2 separate regions of the Homo sapiens genome follow, and region 1 is linked to region 2. The links are chromatin loops, found by intact Hi-C in ENCODE. Cell type or tissue: heart right ventricle. All regions are shown on one strand. Links, peaks and the distances in the headings refer to the core of each region. The heading gives the core; the rest is flanking DNA. Region 1 holds the start of LOC124901697 (a long non-coding RNA gene). Region 2 overlaps CDK14 (cyclin dependent kinase 14).

Region 1 (11,703 bases), core at 4,239-9,238, 550 kb before region 2:
TGAATGCTCTTACAGTGCATCGCCTTCGAAACAAATTGGCCCTCGTCTACAAAGGTTTCTTTTTTGTACTCTCGCAAACTCATTTTTAATGGCTTGTGCGGCATCAGTTGTGCCCCTGAGCTGTAATGAAGGGCTCTGCAAGTCACCACAAGCGAGTCAGAAATGAATCTCACGGAGAGGAAAATGCTGGAACGTTAATAGGTTTTAATCCAAGGTAAGCAAACTTATTGAGCCACCACCATATGCTTTATAAAAATCTAAATGTCATGAAATTTTCAGCAGTCTTCCCTTGCCTGCAAATCAGTTTTGGTCCACAGACAGCCAAGTAGGGATCAGAAGGGAAAAATCTCAAATGCACGTAACTGCCCAGGAGCACACCTTGAGGAGTTTACAAGCACCATCCAGGCAAAACAAAGAAATAATTGATGGAGCATAGGAAAAACTGGCGGCTGTGTCAGGCAGGCATCGGAACAGCCTGTGAGTGTGGCAGACATCTTGCAATATATTTGATCCTATCTTCAATATCTTGGGTGGAGAAGGGGTGTTGAAATCTGACGGTCTCTGTTACATGGGGTTTCCCCTTAGGTTTTTATTTCAATGGAAAAGCAGTGTTTGTATATTCTAATTTATTACATGGATCCTAGCCAATTTACGGAGTGAGATTTAATTGCTAAACACCCAATTTTAAAGTTCATTTTCTGCAGTACCTTGGCAGCTTTTGATAGATGTTTGTTCAGAAAATAACAATCTCTGAATATTAAAGTAAAATAAATTGGTTTTTAAAGTGGTGAGCCTTTCTGCTTATGTGGGAATTTGGAGGTGTACTTTGAATTTTCCTCCTCTGCCAGGTGGGTGACAATGAAATACAGAGATAGACTCAGGGCCACACCTTCAGGGTCTTGGGGCCAACAGTCCCCCTTTCAAGGGTCCTTGGGGCCAGCAGATCCTCTTTCAAGTGTCTTGTTAAATGTGTTAATTGCTATAGTAACTATAGGGATGTTCCTGATACTTGAGATAGGATCTCTTCTCTCTTATGGAATGCAAAATGTGTCCCCAATTATAATGCAACAGTTTCAATTAAGCAAAGTTATAGAAATGTTGAAGCCCTGCAAATGAAAGTTTAAGATTTAGCTGTCTTTCCAAGTTTGCATTAAGACATCTTTGCAAAGCTTACTACTTTATGCAAGCCATGATTCCAAGGATCTTATGGCTTTGATACTCATAATACCTTATGAAGTAGGTGCTGTTATCACATCTGTTTTAAAGGAGGAAACAGGCACAGGGAGTTTAAGTAGTTGGTCCAGGGTCACACAGCTCGTAGAGGACATGAGTACAATCTGAATCCAGGCAGTCTATCTCTGGAGCCTCTGTGTGTTCCTAACCACTCTGCCATACAACTTCTCAGAGCAAGTAGCATAAATATATCCACTTAATACTGTATTGCAGAAACTGTAGACCTCTCCTGTTGAATTTTCTTATTCTCTCAGCCTATGAATAACTTGCAACTATTCACAGCCCAATGGGTAAGTGCACTCTATGATTCCCTGTAGATACCTCCTGTCCAGATTGAGCCTCCTCTATATAATGAGAATGTTGGTCCTGCTAGTATTTTATAAAAATGGAAGCTACAGATGAGTCTTAGGTCATTGCCAGAAGTTCTACTATCCTGGGACATGGTGGGAGAGTCAGGATAAAGAATAAAACAACATTGAATGTGTCTTTCCTAAAACCTACCAGATTATAAATTTGGGACAGTCACCAGTAGTCTCAGTGACAGATCTCCATCTTGTGGCTTTGGAAAGCAGAAGAAATGGGAGGAGAAAGATGATTCAGAAGGCTTAGGGTAATGCTTCTCACACTTCAGTGTGCTTTTGAATCTCCCAGATATCTTATTAAAATGCAGATTCTTTTTTGTAGGTCTGGGTTGGGGCCAGAAATTCTAAATTTCTAACAAACTTCTAGGGATTGCTGATGCTACTGGCTCATAGACCATATTTGGCGGACAAGGATCTAGAATAGACCAGCATCATCACCATCACCTGGAAGCTTATTAGAAATGCAGATTCCTGGGTTCTACTCCAGGCCTACTGAATCAGAATCTACACTTCCAAGTGGTTTATATGCACTTTAATTGTTTGAGAAACACGAGTCTAGAGTAGTCTTCAAACCATGAAGATGCACATAACCAATTAGGCACACTTGTAGATGAATTGGCTATGGTGGGAGAGAAGACGGAGAGAGTATAAAGTTCCCAATAAAAGCTTCATTGAAGACTTTCAAATGTCCCTTTTCTTTGTGATCACTTGAATAGCTGAAAAAGTCCCTGAAATACCTCATTCAAAGCTCATTTGCAAAAGTCTGGAGAATCTTTTCATTTTAGAGGTGTTATTCAACTCAAATTGTTTCTCCTTTAGGAGTCTATAACTCAACCACTTGAATATTTTAAAATTTAGAAGAAGGACAGGTCTTTCCCACCAACATCTGTCTCTGAGTGGCATAGTCCTAAGTTTGAGTTGCCAGCAGAATGGACTGTGGCACTGTCAGCCCAGACTAGGGATGATCATAGATACCTTACCCCACCTAGAGAAGCCATTGAGACTTGCACCCAACCCTGACCCTTCCTGCATCAGTGCCCAGGCCCCTTTGGGGGTGAGTGGAATGTGGTGGAAGTGGCTGTGGGGCAAGTTTGCGGAGAGTAAAGTCAGATTGTCTGGGGCACCAGGAGACAGGGAACAGTGGGGACTGAGAACCATCCTTGTGGGGTGGAGAGGTAGTAGGAAGCAGGCCTACACCAAGGCTTCAAGCCCACCAACCATGCTCCATTGTCCTGTTGAATTTCACTTACAAAACACAAATTCAAAGATGAAATCAGAGTATTAAACCCCCAGGGCAGGGCTCTTCTGAGCGCAGGGCACTGTGTAACTGCAGTGGTCACGCTCATGAAGCGGGCCCTGACTCTGGACATTGCTTGCTATCTTTGTGTTTTGAGAATTTATTTACTCTTGCTTTTGCTTGGTCTATATGAAAAACTAAATAATGTTTATGCTAATCTGATAGTCTAATGCAGCGATCCTCCAACCCTGGGCCTGGACTAGCAGCATAAGCATCCCTGGAAAACTTATTAGAAATGCAGATTTGGGGGCTCTACCTCAAAGTATGGAAACAGAATCTCTAGGGGATGGGGTCTAATAACCTGTGGCTTCGACAAACCCTCCTGATGATTCTGAAGCATGCCAAACTTTGAGAGTTTGTTTTTTGTTTTTGCTTTTATAAAATCACAAATTACTTCTGCAGAATTCCCAACAATATTTGGAGGTGACAGTAGCATCAATTTGTGGGCCACGTAGGTATTCCCTACTCTTGCCAGTTTTCTTCCAGTGGGAAAAAAATTTGTTGCAGCACCTGCTGCATGGGATGCTTGAGTTGAAGTGTTCCTAATAGCTGCTTGGAGATGGTGGGAGGGCTTACATATTAAAGGAAATTCAGGTATGGGTTAGAGAGACAGAGAAGGCTTAGCACGGTGGCTTTGGGCTCCAGAGACACCCAACACAAAGAAATCCTAGTTCTCTTTCTAACCAGTGGTGAGACCTTAAGGGAATTATTTACTTTTTTCTGATCCCACTGGGAGCAGTATCTTCAGCCATAAAATGGAGACAATAATGGTGATATCTACTTCATGGGGTTCTTGTGAGGTTTGACTGAGCTCGTGAGTGAAAGTCCTTTTCATACTGCCTGGCACAACAAATGGAAGCTGTTATTCAGGGCATAAAATTATTGTGCACTGATCTAATCATATGATGCACTTATGTATCTATGAATTTTATTGGTAATAATGATTATTTGATATAAATTGAAACATCTTATTTCCATAAAGGTCACTGGAATATATATGTCTTTGTGTATATATGTGTGTATATATATATATATATATATATATATATATATATATATATATATACATACACATACACACACATACAAATGTGAATCATAACAATTCTCCTATGGGATCAGTTTTCTTTTCTTTTTTCATATTTTTAATTGATATATCATAGTTGTAGATATTTTGGAATATATATATATAATATTTTGATGCATGTATACAATGTGCCACGATCAAATCAGGGTAACTGAGATACCCATCACCTCAAACATTGATCTTTTCATTGTGTTGAGAACATTACAAATTTTTCTCTTCTAGCTATTTTGAAATACACAATAAATTATTGTTAACCATAATTTTCCTACTATACTGTCAAATACAAGAACATACTCCTTCTGTCAAACTATTTTGTAAACATTAATCAACTTCTCTTCATCATTCCTCCCCACTTCTCTTCCCAGCCTCTGGAATGGATCATTCTACTCTCAACCTCCATGAGATGCACTTTTTAAGCTCCCACATATGAGTGAAAAAAGCGATTTTGTCTTTCTCTGCCTAGCTTATTTTACTTTTTTTTTTTCTTAGAGGGCTTCCATAGATTCTACCTGGCTTGCTGGAGGCTTAAGCTTTCTTCTTTCCAGAACTGGAAACTCAGTTCTTCCCAGCATTAGCTTTGCTTCTGTGCTAAGCATAAATCATTGGAATTTCATAAGCTTTCTTTCTCTTAGCACTCATACACTTTGTAAATCAATGATTTGCAAAGTAAAAAGGGCTCCCTTCAGTAAATATTTGCAAGGCAGGTCTGTCTTCCCCTGCTTTCCGAGCAGAGGCAAAGACTCCCTCTAATCCTGGCGTTCAGGAGGATGGTGGAATATCGATTTGCTGCCTGCTACTTGCTCCATCATCACATCAGTTATAGGGGAAGTGGAATTATTCCTCCTCGGATATGTGGGCCTTTCTTTGTGTTTGGGTCTAAAAACCAACTCCAGGCTAATTGTATTCTTCTTATTGAATAATAAATGAAGATCAAGGTCTGTTCGACTCTGAATACAGCAAGTCAACTGGACTGTGAGTTGAATATTGAGGCCAAGAGGCTTTTTCTGCAAACACACACTGCTTTTTGATTAAAAACCAACCACATAAAAGCAACAAAAAATAACCTGAACCCCAAGTGATTCAACAGGAAAAGAATACTCTTTAGGGACTTTGGATCCCAGGTGGCATGCATCTGGATGCTTTTAGCATTGCGGGACTTGAATGCTAAGGGCTGAAAACATTTATACCCAGCTCTTCCTGGTATTGATTTCCCTCACACTGATTTAGTGTGGGGCCTCTTGGCGTCTCTCTATTGCTTCTAGCAGCTGAGTTTTGGCCCCAAAGGGCTTTATTTAATGAAAACTTGGGGCTTATACTGTGAGAAAGATGCCCCAGGAATTGAAGTTGTAGACATCCCAGTGGAGAAAACATCAAGACAAGAGTCATGTGCTGTGCAGTGGATGAGATGATGATATGAAGCCTCCACTAAAGTATGTTTTAAAGAGGAGGGAGCAGCAACCTTCAAATGACTGTTGAGAGTTAAAAGAAGCTCTTATTACTGAAAAATAAAGTGCTTACATGAAATACGTGCAGAAGTTGCACTGGGAGAGGGATCAGAAGAGGAGGGGAGCCACATATTAGAATCTTGGAGAAGACTGTCTGGCTATGTATTAGAGCCGCTTACAGACAACCATGGCCATTGGGAAGAGTTAAACAGGGTATGCTTTAAAAATAAACCTTTTATTTTAGAACAGTTTTAGATTTACAGAAAAATAGTGAAGATAGTACATAGACTTCCCGTACACCCCACACCCAGTTTCCCTTATTGGTAACATCATAATGACTATTTGTTACAATTAATAGACCATGTATATTTGTTACAATTAGTAAATCAGTATTGATAAATTATTATGAACTAAAGTTCATATGTTATTCAGATTTCCTTCATTTTTATCTAATGTTCTTTTTCCATTCCAGGATTTGATTCAAATTCCATTATCTCCTTAGTATCCTCCGGTCTGTGACAGTTTTCCAAACCCTCCTTGTTTTTGATGACCTTCACAACTTTGAGAATTATTGGTCAGGCATTTAGTCAAATTTCCCTCACGTTGTGACACAGGATTTGTCTCACACTTTTCTCATTATTAGACTGGAGTTACTTGTTTTTCTGAGGAAGACCATATAGGTAAAGCGCCATTTCCATCATGTCATTTCAACGGTCCATATTATCCACATGACTTATAACTGTTGATGGAACAGGAACATTTTTAATGGGAGACTGAATTGCAACAGACTTTGAGTGTTGGGAATTAAGAACATTACGGATCGAGACCATCCTGGCTAACACGGTGAAACCCCGTCTCTACTAAAAATACAAAAAATTAGCTGGGCGCGGTGGCGGGTACCTGTAGTCCCAGCTACTTGGGAGGCTGAGGCAGGAGAATGGCGTGAACCCAGGAGGCGGAGCTTGCAGTGAGCCGAGATAGCGCCACTGCACTCCTGCCTGGGCGAAACAGCGAGACTCCATCTCAAAAAAAAAAAAAAAAAAAGAAGAAATTTTACTCCTCAAATGTGGTATATTTCAGTTAGTGTTGCTTCTCACAAAATAATAAATGGTCAAAACAAAACAAACAAACAAAAAGCAAGTGAAGCAGTGGTAAAACTTATTTGACTCCAGTTCCGGTTGCAAACTGAAAGGCTTCCAGTTTCTCAAACCGGTTTTCATTGAGACAGCTTGCAAAAAAAACTCACCCATGTGTGCAAGCAAATCTTGAAACTGTAAGTCTGTAACAGAGAGACTCCACCCATTCAGAAATAAGTTGTTAAATAAGAGAGGTTTAGGAGTTTTTCAAATGAATTGTTATTGTTCCATGGTTTATATCTTCAGGAATTAGCTGGACAGTGGTCTGACTCTCCTTGGCTCACCTATCCAACAGGGTATTGATTTTTACAGAAATTTTGTAAAATATCAAGACAACATTAGGATAATCATAAGTTTTTGTGCTTTCATTATATGAGTCCTTCATCTTGTCTGTGTCAAAGACTTTGTGCAGGTTGTAAAAGCATTATACTTTCAAGCGCTTATGCCTCAGACACCATGGCTGTGGTTACTTTAGCAAGATTAGACAACGTTTATCACATATAGGGCTCCAAAGCCACCCACCTGAGTAACTGGAGTGGAGATAAGCATGATAGACTAAAATGCATTCTTGATGACAGTGGTAGACAGTTTTCCATGTTGTTAAAGGTCCCAGGTAGACATCTTCTGTTTGGAATGGTTGGAGGAAAGAATCTCAATGGAAGTGTATTTATTTGCTAGGGCTGCCATAACAAAGTACCACAGACTGGGGGCGCTTAAACAACAGCAATTTATTTCCTCACAGACCTGGAGGCTAGAAGTCTGAGATCAAGGTGTCGGCAAGGTTGATTTCGTCTGAGGCCTCTCTCTTTGGCTGGTAGATGGCCATCTTTTCAATGTGCCCTCACATTTCTTTCCTCTGTGTGTGTCTGTGTCCTAATCCATCTGTTCTCACGGGGACACCAGTTATGTTCAACTAAGGCCCACACTAATGACCTCTTGTAATCTTAATTATGTTGTTCTCTTTGTTTTTGTTGTTTTTTTAGGTTCAATATTTATTATTCGACAAATATTTATTGAGTACTATGTTTACCTTACAGGCTTTAATTTTTTTTAATTTTAATTGTGGGTACATAGTAGGTGTACATATTTTGGGGGTATGTGAGATATTTTGGTATCTCATGCAATGTGTAATAATCACATCAGGGAAAATGGCGTATCCATCACCTCAAGCATCCATCCTTTCTTTGTGTTGCAAATGACACAATTATACTCTTTTAGTTATTTTTAAATGTACCATAAATTATTGTTGACTGTAGTCACTCTGTTGTGCTATCAAATACTAGACCTCATTTATTTTAACTATTAACCATTTTTTTGTGCCCATTAACCGTCTCCACTTTCCTCCCCGACTACCCTTCCCAGCCTGTGGTAACCATCCTTCTACTCTCTATCCCCATGAGTTCAATTGTTTTGATTTTTGCTCCAATAAATAAGTGAGAACATGTGAAGTTTGTCTTTCTGTGCCTGGCTTATTTCACTTAACATAATGATCTCCAGTTCCATCCACGTTGTTGCTAATGACAGGATCTCATGTTTTTATGGATGAATAGTATTCCTTTGTATATACGTACCACATTTTCTTTATCCACTCATCTGTTGATGGACACTTAGGTTGCTTCCAACCTTGGCTATTGCGAATAGTGCTGCAATAAACATGGAAGTGCAGATCTCTCTTTGATATATTAATTACATTTTTAAAGACACTGTCTCCAAATACAGTCACATTCTGAGGTAGTGGAGATTAGGGCTTCCACACACAAATTTGGGGGGACACAATTCAGTCCATAACAGGAAGGGTAAAGGATTCAGTAAAATAGATATTTCCTTCTCTCCAGACCTGGGTTTCCAGGAGTCTGGGATGACTGACATTTGATGCTGACTTTTTGCTGGGCTATTTGAGGGGAATTTAACAATGGAGAAAAATGTGAGAGGGAGCACTTCATGTGGGGAGAGCCATGCTGTGTAATATGACTTTGTCAGGAGCCCATTTCCGGATGTTACCTGTGGTGTTTGCACAGCTGTTCTGTCATTGTACTCCTTGGCAGCCTGAAGGCTGATTTCCTGGTGAATTTTCACCTAATTTCCTTTGCATCTGCCTTATAAGTGATAGTTTCATGTCTGAACTTTAAAAATGGCATCAGCCAGAATGCTGATTTATTAATTTACAATGAGAAATGTAATCATTGAGTGGACTGGGTACTCCAGTTTCTTGTCCAGCATGTGCTTTCCCTGCAGGCAAATGTAAGTGGGAAGCCAAATTATCATCAGAAGGTGGCTTGGTGAGCATGGAATCAGGCCAGGGGAGTTAGGGATGAGATTTGGCATTCCCTTGCTTTTTATTCTTTGGGCCAAGCAGTGCCGAGCAGCATAGACTGGCAGCACATGCTGGCTGCCTCTGCCTCTGCTACTCTTCCTGACTTGCCATTGCCTCCTCTGGCAAACTCAGCAAGCAGGACTCAGCTCAACCATCTCTGCCTCGGAGAAGCCTTTCTTCATTTCCCCAGACAGAGGAGGTCTCTCTTCTTCCTTACCCCTGTGGTACTTTATGCTAAGTATGTATTTGGCATCCTGTGTTTTGGTTATTTATTTACTCACCTGTCTTCTCCACTGAACTCAGAGAAACTTAAGTGAAGGGATTTAATTGTGTTTACTGTATACAATGCAAGTGGTCAGTGTTCAATAACTACTAACTGCTTAATAGAAGTTATCATTATGGTAATTCACATTACGATGGGGGTTTATATATATTTGTTTTTGTTTTTGCTTTATGTTTTAATACGCTTTCCAGTAAGTTGCTCATAAGACATGATCTTACATTGCACTAATAGCTATGAGGTGAGATAGGCAGGTAGGCACCAGTATCAGATGACAACATACTTAGAGGTTAAGTGATTTGTCAATCAATTAAAGGCACTTTCCACCAAACCTGCTTATCTTGAGAACTGGGTCTCCTCTCCCCTGAGTTCTCCCTGTTCTTGCCCTGTGGGTTGATACTTAGAGCTTAAGCCTTTCTCCCACATCCTTAGTTTTCCTCTTTCCTCCTCCTTAGGAGCCTGGAGCTCTCTGAGTGCTTGGTATTCTCTCTTTAAAAGGACCTTCCTTCTCAGCCCTGTCTTACTGGGGAGGATTCTGCACTTGAAAATCCTGCTCTTTCCTCTTTGACCACCCATTTTCTCCTCATGCATTTCCCTTCTAATTTCCAGGTCAAACTCTGATTCCCTCAGACATTTAGTCTTGTGAAGAAAGCAATGTGATTAAATTTAATTTACACTAAGATGCTAATAACATCCTCAGGGTATTTGCATATTAAGATTTTAAGAGTGAATTCCTTTAGCAATGTTCTGAAAGCTGGCTACATGTTACCATGTTGGCATTTCTCTCTCCCTCTCTCTGTGTCTCCACACACACACACACAAAAACACACAAGTGTGCACACACACACATTTAATTTTGTTTACTCCGTATTTGGTAAAATTTCCTGGGCCCTTAGAAACTATTTCTCTTTTTATGTTTTTAAAAGAAATTTCTATACTTTGCAGTCCAGATGCTACCATGAATTTCTTCAGACCATCAGCAACTAGTCATTATAACCTTTGGGGAGATACAGCGCTTCACCAGTGAGTCATTAGCTTTTGGGCCTAGAGAACAAATCTGAAGGACCTTTTCATATCTCATAACTAAATACATTCTGCAGCTTGCAGATAAACATGCTGATCTGACAGCGAGTTAAGGAGGTTTATCAGCATTTGTGCACCTGCAGCGTTACACTAAAAGACATGACTTCATTAAAACTCACTGTGCTTGTGAGAACAATGAGGACTGGTGGTAGGTGTTAAAAAGAAAGACACTACTAGATGGCGGCTTTAAGCTCATCTTTGAAGGGATGAACTCATTCTATCCGACATGTCCAGCTGTGCAAACAGCAGCACCGAGTGAGCTGCAGTTAGCTGTACTAATACATAGGATTAGAACAGAGGCCGGGCCACATACAAATGATGCGAATGCTTAATATACTTGAACACTATGAATGCTGCACAGAGGGGGAATAAGAGCCCCAGAAGTGACAGAAGATATTTTGCTAACTGTCATAAAAAAGAGTATGTTAGGGCCTTCTAGGAACATTTCTCTTGCTGGTGACTTTTGCCTTTTGAGGCCAGTGTTTTCTTAGATGAAAAAACAATACAAAACATCGATCTCTCAAAAAACTTCACAGGGAAATAACAAGGGTTGCCACAGTTACCATTGTTCTCTCATAAAATTCCAGAATGAGAAAACCGTGGGGTGTGTGTGTGTGTGTGTGTGTGTATGCATCTGTGTGTGTATGTGAATGTGTATTTGGGCTTCATCTGCAATAGCAACTTAAGCTCAGAATAAGTGAATGGGTTGTCAAGGTGGACATTAGCAGTGAGAGACCAAGAGTCTGGACAACAGGGATTCAGTGATTGGGCTAGAAGACCCAGTCATGAAGGTACTAGAAAGTGGGTCAAAGGAAGCACAACTCAGGTTCTAGAAGCCTTGGCAATGGATAGAAGCAACACAGGCCTAGGAGCAACACAGACCTTGATACTGATGCTAATCTCGTCTGAGGAAGTGTTAATGGGAGTGGATTCTTTATATGCTTCCTGTCCTTAGTGAGAGCTGTGGGTAGGCTGGGTAGAGCTGAACCAAGCTCCTTCATGGGCAGATGAAAGGGAGGTTGCAGTGGGAGGGAAACCAGCAAGTCCTGAACATTTGGAGACCCATCCCCAACCCTCACAGCACTGCTGTAAAAACTGCAGAATGAAGGACTTCATAACATCTTCTTCCTTATTTCCCTAAGATTTGAAAATGCTAGTTATCCTTAAAAGTTTTCTGAGTAGTGCAAAACATATATAGGTTTATTTCTCTCGTAGTATTAGGAGCTGAATATTATAAGTTCCTATGTTCCAGGACCTTAAATGAATGGATCTCTTTGCGAGGTGTCCTGAAACATTATTCTACCACATTTGGCTCATGCAGTCAGAAGAGCCTTTAATATAATACACATAAGTGATCCCAGGAGACCAGGAGTACTTCTGACAATTTCATTGCAGTCCATAATTACACTTTTCCTTATTTTAGTCATGTTTCATGAAACTTATACTCTTTGTCCTTTGCCAGAATG
Region 2 (11,703 bases), core at 4,460-9,459:
CAGCACTCCTTTTAATGTTAATTAATAAAGTCTGCTGCACCCAGCACTTCCATTAAAAGAGGAGAAAACAAGACTTCAAATTTAGGGAAAAAAGAGCTGGTGTCTATTGCATACCCATGAGGATAGCTGTAATGAAAGCAAGATAAAAAAATTTATATTTTCTTTTCTTTTTTTTTTAAACAACAAATATTTATTATCTCATAGTTTCCAAGGATCAGGAATCTGGGAGAAGCTTAACTGGGTAGTTCTGATTCAGGGACAAAGTTGCAGTCAAACTGATAGCCAGGGTTGTACTCATTTGAAGTTTGGGTCTGATGGATCCACTTCCAAGGTAATTCGTTCACATGGCTGTTGGCAAAAAAGGTCTTAGTTCCTCACCATGTGAGCCTCTCTCTAGGGCTGGGCACATGACATGTTGGTTGGCTTTGCCAGAGCCAGTGATCAGAGATAGAAGGAGCCAGAGCCCAAGACAGGAGATGCAATCTTTTATAACCTAACCTTGGAAGTAATGTGCAATAACCTCTGTCACATCCTATTGGTCACCAAGACCAATCCTGGGATGAAGAGAGAACGGTGTGAAGACCAGAAGGTGGGATCGCTGGGAGCCACCTTTGGGGCTGCTGGCCACACTGATGATTATAGAAGATAACTGTTTTTTTTTTTTTTTTTTTTTTTGGCAAATTGTGGTAATATAGATAAATAACTGAAAATTTGCCATTTTAATCATTTTAAGTGTACAATTCAGTGGCATTAATTACATTCATAATATTGTACAACCATCACAGTATTTCCAAAACCCTGTCATCACCCTAAGCAGAAACTCTACACAAATTAAGCAACATTTTTGTTATTAAAATAATGTGACAATATTAAAGATAATTTTGGGAAAGTAGAAAAATAATCACCCAAAATTCTACTACTGTATCACAACCATTTTCATCTTGTATATTACATTTCAGTAACAGCTAGTCCACAGACTTTTTATAGTAATATGTTAGTATATATATTTTTTATTAATCTTTTTCCAGGAAACATAGGGAGAATTTCCTATGTTTTTAAAATCTCCATACGTAATTTCCTAACATTGTTGTGTAATATTCCACTGAGTTGCTGAATCATGATTTGTTAAACCTTTCCCCATTCCTTTAATCTTGGTTAAGTTGATACCAAGTCTTTTTAAAAATTTTAAACTACAATAAAATAATGAGAATTTTGGGGCAACTCGGTTTTTACTTGGTTGATCTATTTCCTTGGGAGAAATACTAACAAGTGAAATTGGTAGGTTCAAAACATAATTCCTCAGGTTTCCTGTTGGAAGTAAAGGAAAATCCCAAACTCTGGCCTGCAGGGCCATTCCTTGGCTGGCCTCTGCTTTCACTCACCAGTCTCCTCTTCTCTCACTCTCCCCACATTCACTATACTCTCACCACCAAGCACTTTCATTCTTCAACAAATATGAACTGAGTGCCTTCTATGGGACAGGCTCTGTTGTAGGCGCTAAGGACACGGATTAAGAAAAAAGTAAAAATCCCAGCTTTCATATGCTTACAGGCTGCCAGTGCTCTTTTTCATCACATTGCTCTGTTTTATTGTCTTCATGTACTTAGCTCTCTTTGAGATTATACTGTCTATTTTTTGTTTGCTGTCCTCGCTACTCTAGAAGATAAGTTCTATAAGAGTGGAAACAGCATTCCCAAACATCCAGAGCATCAAGATACTAAATTAAATTTCTTGAATGTTCCATGACATCTTTATGGCCGCTAACAGATGTTTCCATATTGTTTTTCACATTTACCAGTTTACAGGGACATCCGCAGTAAATGAATGGGCTCATTTTTCTATAACCTCACCAGTATTGGTGTTTATGAAGAAGTGGGTTGTGGATGTGGGGTTGGGTGCTAATGAAGGGTAGTCTGATGGAGAGCATACAAGGTACTGAAGCTATCTTTCGAGTTTTTGAAATATTGCATTAAAGTGTTATTTATCTTGATCGCTGAGATTTTTCTTCACACCACCTAAATTCTGAACCCAAGATGAGCACCTTACATGCCTCACTCTAGTCTCAGCCCTGTTTGGTATAAAAATGGCAAATGAGACAGGTACTTCCTAGATCTGCTCTTGAGACTACAAAATAACTGAAGACAGGAAAATAAAATTTGTAAAATAAACTTAGATGCTCCTACCAGGAAAACAATTTGAGAGTTGTTTTCGGGATTAAATGAGATGATACAGACAAAGCATTCTGGCATGCTGTGAGGCACAGACGTGTGCCGTGAACAAGTGTAGCCAGTGATACTTCATACTGCACTATTACCACTTCTCCCCCACCGCTACACTTGTAAAAAATTAAACTGACCTTACTAAATGGACTTAAAAGAGTCCCTTAGGACTGCAATATTCTTTCCCAAATTAGAGTACATCCCTGAAAATATTTTGGTAGGAGAAACCTCATTGAAGAATTTAAAATTAATGGGAAAAAACATGAAGTAAAGAGGATTGAGATCATGAGTGAACTCATATGAAAAAGGTCTCATAATTTTTATTTATTTTTCCTTTTTTGTAAATTTATTTTAGGTGCAGGGGGTACACGTGCAGGTTTGTTACATGGGTAAATTGCATGTTGCTGAGGTTTGGAGTACGAATGATCCCATTACCCAGGTAGTTAGCATAGTAACCAACAGGTGCTTGTTCAACCCTTTTACCCCTCCCCCTCCTCCCAATAGTCCCCAGTGTCTATTGCTGCCATCTTTGTGTCCATGAATACTCAATGTTTAGCTCCCAGTTACAAGCGAGAACATTCAATATTTGGTTTTCTGTTCCTATGTTAATATACTTAACATTAATGGCCTCCAGCTGCATCCATGTTGCTGCAAAGGATGTGATTTCATTCTTTTTATGGCTGCACAGTATTCCATGATGTATATGTGCCACATTTTCTTTATCCAGTTCAACACTGATGGGCACCTAGGTTGATTCCATGTATTTGCTATTGTGAACAGTGCTACGATGAACATGTGAGTGCATATGCCATTTTGGTAATATGATTTATTTTCTTTTTTGATATATAAACAGTAATGGAATTGCTGAGTCAAATGGTAGTTCTGTTTTTAAATGCTTGCTAAAATAAGATAATGGTGAGGTACCTTAAGAACAAATATTTTCAATATTCTTTTAAGTACCTTGAGATAGAAACATTCTCTTGATAGATATGCTTCAGAATCTGTCTCCAAATTTTAAGAAGATTTTGTAACTGTGTTTTGCTGTGTTACACACTAAAGTATACTACTCTCTTTGCCAATCTCCCCTTCAGGCCCACTCTGTTTGTCCTTTTTCTAAATGTCCAATGACTTCCTCATTTTATGGTCCACCATGATTGGTTCCTGTTTCTCTGGCCTACCTTAGTTTTATACATCTTGATTTCCTCCTGCCTAGTAGGCACCAGGATGCTGGCCTCAGGTCCAGATTGATCAACGCAACAGTGCAAAAGCATGCTTTCTACTTGGTCATCCTCATTCTTCTTTTCCCGTTCCCAATCCTTATGCTCGAATACTTCCAAATAGAGTGACACGCACACATCTGAACCAGTCCTCAGAGCTGCAGAGTATCAAACTGAAATCTGCTAGAATTCTGAGTAACTGTGATGTGTGTTTAGGGAGAAAATACTGCAAAGTCTTACATGGCAGGTGCTAAAGTTAGTATGCATAAAATTTTTGTTTGTCATTTTTGTTCTGCAGTTCAAGTCCTGGCAAATAATTTATTTACTCTGTGATGTATGCAATAAATATGAAAACATTGGAGGAGGGATTTTCAAATAATTAGAACAAAAATTCATGTATTTCTTTCAACGGATATTCTTTCAAAAAGATCGTTTCCTTCTACATTAGAATGTGAATGTGTAATTTAAGGAGTGACTTTTAACAACAAATCTGCAGGATGTATTTCAACTCTATGTTATGAGGAAGAGTTAAGTAGTGGTACCTCGTGTTCTCCTTCTAGTTGCAAGTCCTTGCCTTTGACTTTTCATTTTCTCTCTCTATGCTTATCTGAATCTGCATTTGACTGAAATGCTATTATCAAACAGCCTAAAGTACTTCTGGAGTTTGCAATTGGCTGTTCCCAACACAGAAACAGTTGCTACATTGTAGAAACTTTAGTGAAACGATTTTTCTGCGATAATTCGCATGTTCATCAACGGAAAGGCTACCAATCTTACAATGGCAGGGAACTTGCTTTGTGCATGGGAGCCCAGTCTTAAAGTTCATTACTAAAAAACACTGCTAAAAGCTTCATGGCCTCTATTTCTCTCTGTCATGCCCTGTGGTAAGAGGATGCCTAGGTTTTTCCAAGAGGCTGGTCAAATTATTCTTATAGTATGACTCCCAGCAGACCCTACATTCCTCTCTCATGTGGAGGAGGTTGTAGATCTGGGGGCACAGATGCTCCAAAGTGTGGTTTGATGGTGAGCATAAAATAGGCTGAGGCTATCTTTTACTGGAACTGAGCACAACCTTTGTTTCACAGTCCTTTATTCCTGACTTTAACTCTACATCTGGCTGTTTATATAAAATGATTTATAATGGAAAGGTGACATTTCATATCTGTGGCTTTAAGAAAACCCAAATTGGCATGATTGCTAGAGCTTTTTATCTTTTTGATCAGCATTTTCACCTTTATAACTGAAATAAAAGAAAGACAAATAAATAGGATTAAAACGCTGCACATTGAGTATCATCTGGGGTCCAACTACTTATAACTTCCAGGTACATGCAGGTTTTCGGGTATATCTCTAACATGAATCAGAAGCTGGTGGCAAAAAAAACCAGTCTACTGATGTCTTAAAACTAACAATATCGGCATAATGTAGGAAACTGAAGACAGGCATTTGCAGATCATATGTAAAGATATGGAAGTATTTAAAGAAATGAAAGAGAGAAAAAAAAACTCATCTGATTACTTGGGAGCTTAAAATAACTTACTTCCTTCCTTCCTTCCTTCCTTCCTTCCTTCCTTCCTTCCTTCTTTCCTTCCCTCCCTCCTTCCTTCCTTCCTTCCTTCTCCCTTTCTCTTTTTCTTTGACAGGGTTTTGCTCTGTCGCCCAGGCTAGAGTGCAATGGTATGATCTTGGCTCACTGCAACCTCTGCATTCCAGGCTCAAATGATCCCCCTGCCTCAGCCTCCCAAGTAGCTGGGACTACAGGCATATGCCACCATGCCTGGCTAATTTATATATATATATATAAAATATATAAACTACATATACATATATGTATATATATTATATATAAATTATATACATATGTGTATATAAATTATATATGTATATATGTATATACAATTTATATACATATGTGTATATAAATTATATATGTATATATGTATATATAATTTATATACACATATATGTATACACATATGTGTATACATAAATTATATATGTATATATAAAAATATATACATATATATTTATATAAATAAATAAATAAAATATTTTTTTTACAGATAAATTTTTTACAGATAGGGTCTTGTCATGTCACCTAGTCTCATCCCAAACTCCTGGACTCAAGTGATCTGTCCACCTTGGCCTCTCAAAGTGCTGGGATTACAGGCTTAAGCCACCACACCTGGCGACAAGAACATTTTCAAAATAATATTGAGGTCATTTCAAAAAGGATGATACAAACCTACGCTTTATTTGTAGTCAATGTAAACAGCTGCTCATACACACACACACACACACACACACAAACAAAACCAACTTAGTTAATGAGCTGGGTGTCAAGCTTCTATGTAGCCCGACACATTTTAGCACATTTACTAAGTTGTGTTTCTATATTTAGGAACACTAGATACAAACAGGTGACGAGTGACAGAGCTTAGACTGTGAAATGGCCAGCGCCTACAGAATCAGTGCTGCCGAAATGCCATGCTTTGAAACTCCATTCTGGATACCCAAGAGAGAGACATTCAATATTCAACAAAATCGAAGAATTTGAAAATGGAAAATCTCTCGGATGTTCTGAGAGAAAGCAAATCCTGGGGCAGAGTCATAGGATTTGGATTTAAGCCTATAGCTATATAATAAAGAAATAAGTGCAAAAATAAAAACTTGGGCAGGAGGTTTTTAGCTGAAAATCCTAATTCACCTCACAACACATTATGGTAAAACACTTGCTTCAAGCTGATCAGAAGTTATGTTCTATCTTGCACCACGCAATTTGGTAGTCTCTAGCCACATGTGGTTATTTAAATTTAAACTAATAAAAATTAAATGAAATTAAAAATTCAGTTCCTCAATTGCACTAGCCACATTTTAAATTACTCAATAGCCACACGTGGCTAGTGGTTACCATACTGGAAAGTGAAGATAGCGAACATTCTTGTCAATGCATAAAGATCTATTGGACAGTACTGCTCTATATCCTTAAAATATGTAACGCAGCTTCTAGAAATTTCTACATTCTCATAAAGGAATAGTGTAGTTCACACAATGGGAGGATTTGCCTCTTTAGATGAACGGTAGAGACTGGATTGAGAAAATCAATGAATGTGGCAACAGAGAAGGGGTCCTGATCAGGGACTCACCCCAAAGAAGTGTGAGGCAGGCAAAGGAAGGAGCCCAGCTTTAAGCCCAACGTCTACTCTGAACAGAAAATGTCCCTGTGGAAATGTTTTTCATTTTCTTGGGAAAAATAAAAGGCACTAGAATTTTTTGGCAGTCACAAGCTAAAAGCAAAGGATGTGAGACAGCAGAATTCTAAGATAGGAAGGTAAAGTCCCACTTGACTACCAAATAAAATTAGAACTATAGGTACAGCTTGACTCAAATTCTACACTTCAGTAAAGGGTGACAAGAAATGAGAGCCAAATGAAAAAAATTCCATTTGTATTTATCTTTATAAATATAATGATGTGCTTAGTCCCATTTGGTGGCAAAGGCATGGAGCCTGGTGTAATCCCTAAGTAGCCTCCAAGGTAGGCTGAGCCAATTCATAAAAAATATTCATCATCCAAACAGACACCTAACGTGGCAGAGAGGGACAGACAAAGCATGGGGCAGCTCTGGCTTCTCTAACAGAGACATTTTACTTGTTTTGCTATCGGAAAATATATATATAGCTGCGTATCTCATATTTTACGGAGATAAACAGTTGCCTGTTTTTTTTTTTTTTTCCCCTCAGAGCATGCTGCCCTCTACAGGCCACATGGATATACACATATGTGAAGATGCATAAATAGGGTTCAGTTATATCCAAATAGGATCATTAGTAAAGGTAAGATGAAAAAGAGGGGAGGAGGTTGGGTATATCTGCGTGTCTAAAAGGCTTTAGAATCAAGATGAGAAGCAATCAACATTTATAAGCCTCTGATAAACTTTACCTCTTCAGCCGACAGACATATAAGAAATTATAAACAGTAATATAGTCCTATCATGCCGTTTTCCCTGAGAAACTTAAAAGTATGTCGACAGTCATTTTTTCTTTGTTTTAACTAGGGAGGAGAGGCTGGGGAAGAAAGAGAAGGAAGAATGGTTGACGTGGTTTGATGCCTTTTCCTAACATCTCCAAAGTACATCAGTTTTGATCTAAAACTTATTAAAACTCAGTTCTAAATTAGCAAATAAAAGCCAAAGCATTTAAAGAAGTACACATGATTTTATCCCTAAAAGTTTAATCTTTTAAGCCCTGGCTTCAGTGAAGTAGTTAAAATCTGGCCTAAGAAATGAGAACTACCCTTCATCTTTACTTCAAATCGATTCTTTTGCAATAGTTGTGCCATAAACACACACTCACACACACACATGCACACTCACAGCTGGTATGTTTATTGGTTTAGTCACTAAAGGATTTAGCTGGACAAACATCACAAAGATGATGGCTGATTTAATTGAATTTATGATCAAATGTTTTCTATTGCAGGAAGAGTGGGAAATCACTTATGGGGAGATTTGAATAATTTAAGGGAAGTTCTCTATTTGGCATTATGTTTGTATATCAAGTCTTGAGGGATTAAATACAGCTGAGGACTAGCAGAGAATTCACATAGAGATACACAAAGATATGCTGTATAACAATATAATGAGGGCCAGAATATTGATCCCTTTAATATTTCTATTCATTTGTCTCATTTATAGTCTGAGTAATAATAACCACACACACACACACACACACACATATATATAAACTCTATGAGACTTCCATTGTAAACCAATACTAGATTTTTCTGAAATCCCAAAGATGTTGAAATGATTTTAAAATATTCTTTCAGAGAAGACAGAAAAATAATTGTGTTGGGAGTTGTGTATGTGTGTGTTTCAGGCTTTTCAGTGCATTTTTGTTGTTGTTAAAGACATAATGAAATCTGTTGTTAAAGTAAATGTCACTGCCATGATGGAAATAACCGTTTAACATGGGATCTGTGCCTTAGGGTATGGATGTGGCTCAGTGTCTAAAAGAAAAAGGCCAGTTACTTTCAGAATCCCCTTCCCATTTTCCTCACCACAACAGATATGGCATGGCCATGCTCCCAGCCTTTATTCATTGTGTTTTGAGAGATAATTCATCTACCTTCCCCCTTTAAATGCTGTAAACAGCAAGGATAATTACTTTTAGTCTCACCTCTGAAATGACTGGGCCAAATGGATGCCCAGATCCCACACATCTGGCTTAGGGTTATCCATCAGTTTGTGTACAGGTTATATTACAAGAAAAGGTCCAATAGACATTTGAACTTGGTAACAGTGACCTGTCTATGGGTTTCTTTCAATCTAATTTGGAAAACTGTCTAATAAAATGTGTTTCAAGACTAAGAACAAATCACAGTATTGCATTAATTATGTACAACGCTATTTGTTAACACACCACTCTTAGGAAGAAACTGTTGAGGAAGGGGAAATCTTGTTTTTACACAACAAGCATTAAAAAAAAAAAGTTTTGGTGACCAAGCAGTTCAGCATGTGCCCCTAAGAAGGTAAAAAGAATATTCCAGAAGATGTCTGGGGACTCTATGTAGGAGTGGTATCCATGTTCAAGAGTAATTGCTTATTCGGAGCTGAATGAAACGCTCTCACTGGGAGGTAGGACAGGGAGCACTGAAAAAGAGAAGGGAGGTAAACTAATATTTGCCAAAGGACTGTGTCTAGTAAGGTACCCAGTAATTTATACCCTTACCTTACTTAAAGATTAAACAATAATCCTGCCAAGAGGTTATACAAATTGAAAAGCTGAGGCTCAGAGAGGTTAATGAGCTTCCTGAATATTACACAGCTCAGTAGTGGAACTAGGGATGAACCTGGTTCCTATGCTACCAAAGATGATGCTGGCTCCAAGCATTTAATTGCTATTTGTGTCAATAATTAGCTTGTGCAACCTTCCTTCCTCTCTTCTGTTTTTTTCTTTGCTATGTCAATACTATTTATTGATGGTATATTCTTAGGTCAGTAAGACCACTATGTACACAACATGTTAGATGCAGGTGTTAATAAGAATACTCTAGGAGCTCTATCCTCACAATGAATAGAAATTGAGCCCCAGTATTATAAAGTCTCCCCAAATGAAGAGAGGGATATATTGTTTCATGAAAATCAAATAAGTAGAAGGTGGAATGGGTAACAGTGGATACTAGGGATGACATTGTTGTTAAAATCATCTCTTTCTTAGCTAGGGATGGTGGTAGGTACTTATAGTCCCAGCTACTTGGGAGGCTGAGGTGGGAGGATTGCTTGAGCCCTGGAGGTCAAGGCTGTAGTGAGCCATGATCATGCCACTGCAGCCTGGGCAATAAAGCTGCAAAAAAACAAAACAAAAACGCTAAAAGCGAATAGTGTTTTTCTCCAGTGACTTCTTATATTCATCTTTATTTTGAGGCTGAACATTCACTAAATTTGTAAATATTTTCTTAATCAAATGAAAATGATATCAATAAATTTGAGGAAAGGTATCACATATCATGTGTTTCTTTTACATAAGGAGAGGTAAAAATGACTGCATTTCTGTTCATGCTTCACTTTGTAAAATGTGGTAGTTTTCAATGTCCTAAAACTTAAGAATTAAGATATATACACACACACACACACACACACACCCACAGGGGCCCAGTGAGGAAGACCTGGATCAGCTCTTTATTTGGAAGGCTTATTTAGAAAATGGAGCCCCTCTCAATAGCATCTCATATGTGATGAACAGGAAGCTGAGCCTTTACGGTGTTTTCTGAGTAGAGTTAGGGGAGATCAAGGAGATCGGGAACAACAGCAGAGAGGTGAATTCTTAAGGGAGTTCAAAAAGGGTAGAGAGCTGTGTGTCTAACCCCTAACAGTTCCCAACAGAAAAGAGAGAGAGACAACACAAGAAGGAGAAAGGAATAGAGACACTTGCAACAGGCTGCGCCCCTCAGGAGGGAACAGCGTGGCTTCTGGAGGGGAGGAGGCAGGGAAAGGAATGTCTGCTTGATGTTCTTTGATATTTCCACTATTCCCCCTGCAGATTTATTATGCTTATTGGGTACTCCAGAGCTATTATACTCAGGGTGTTTACAAATAAAAGATAGGGGTGAGAAGCAAAAATAAAAAGCAAGATCTCTGGACACTTGAGTGCAAAATGCAATGACTCTTTAGTGTAGTGTTTCCAAAGCAGCAGACATCCACATTTGTATTACACTGACGAGCATTTAAATGATCTAGAATTGTGTCACCCAATATGGCAGCAACCAACCACATGTGGCCCTTAACTCTTGTTAATTACATTTAAATATAGTAAAAAAATTCAGTTCCTAAATCACAGTAGTCACATTTTAAGTGCCCTGGAACCACAGAGGCCTAATGGCTACTGCATTTGTCAGCACAGACCTAGAAATGTCGGGCCAAACTTTCAGTTACCTCAGAGGCCAGCGGCCTTCTTGAGCATAATCTCTTTTTCCTCTGTGCTAGAGATAAAAACTGATTTCTTCCTTATACATAATTTTAAAGATACCAGTTGTGAACCAGGCAACTTGAAGTCAGAAGCCTATGCCTGTTACCTGATGGGTCAGAGACCAGGCAAAATAGACGGTGTCTGACCTGGCTAGGACTGGATTTGCTCCCCTGTGCTCTGCTTCACTCCATGACTCCGGATTGAATGGGAAACTCTAGTACCCACTTCTGATAAGCAAAATGGCCCCCAAAGATGTCCACCTGTTAACCCCTGAAGCTGGTGAACAGGTAACTTTTCACAGCAAAAGGGACTGTACAGAGAGAGTAACCTGGATTAACCAGGTGGGCCCAATCTAATTACATGAACCTTCAGAAGCAGAGAACTTTCTCCTGCTGGAGGCAGAGGAAATGGGGCAGACAGGAAGTCAGAGAGATCAGAAGCTTGTTTGATGGAGAAGGTGGCTATGTGATGAAGCATGCAGGAGGCGTTGAGCGGGTGGAGACAGCGAGCAAGGAAGTGAGACCTCAGCCATACCCCCCAAGGAACTGAATTCTGCCAACAACCTGCATGAGCATGGGAGTAAATTCTCCCCGAAAGCCTCTAGATAAAACCCCAAGTTGGTCAACATCTTGATTTTGGCCTTGTGAGACCCAGAGAAAAGAAATCAGCTCAGCTCTTCCAGACTTCTGCCTGACAGTACTGTAAGGTAACATGTTTGTACTATTCTACACCAATAAATGTGTGGTAATTTGTTATGGCAGTCGCAGAATACAAACACCCATGGCATATTTGGGAGAAC

Evidence for each region. Peaks named below come from ENCODE experiments on the same cell type or tissue, not always from the same donor. Only the 100,000 strongest peaks of a DNase experiment are listed, where the experiment ranks them.
Region 1: a loop joins it to region 2, with 2.5 times the contacts of the local background. A loop is called at or near these places in 69 of 110 quality-filtered maps.

The regions. Positions count from the first base shown.
Region 1 is chr7:91,631,885-91,643,587 of GRCh38, reverse strand. LOC124901697 (a long non-coding RNA gene) reads left to right here and starts at 8,224. Exons shown (of 2, transcript XR_007060430.1): 1 at 8,224-11,028. In heart right ventricle, for the core only: a CTCF peak has its summit at 7,260; no DNase peak of the experiment used is centred there.
Region 2 is chr7:91,085,038-91,096,740 of GRCh38, reverse strand. The region is part of intron 12 of CDK14 (cyclin dependent kinase 14); the gene reads right to left. Among named protein-coding and RNA genes, the nearest start is that of FZD1, 170 kb to the left of the region's middle. In heart right ventricle, for the core only: a CTCF peak has its summit at 7,203 (motif pointing left); no DNase peak of the experiment used is centred there; H3K4me3 peaks cover 490 bases; H3K27ac peaks cover 1,555 bases.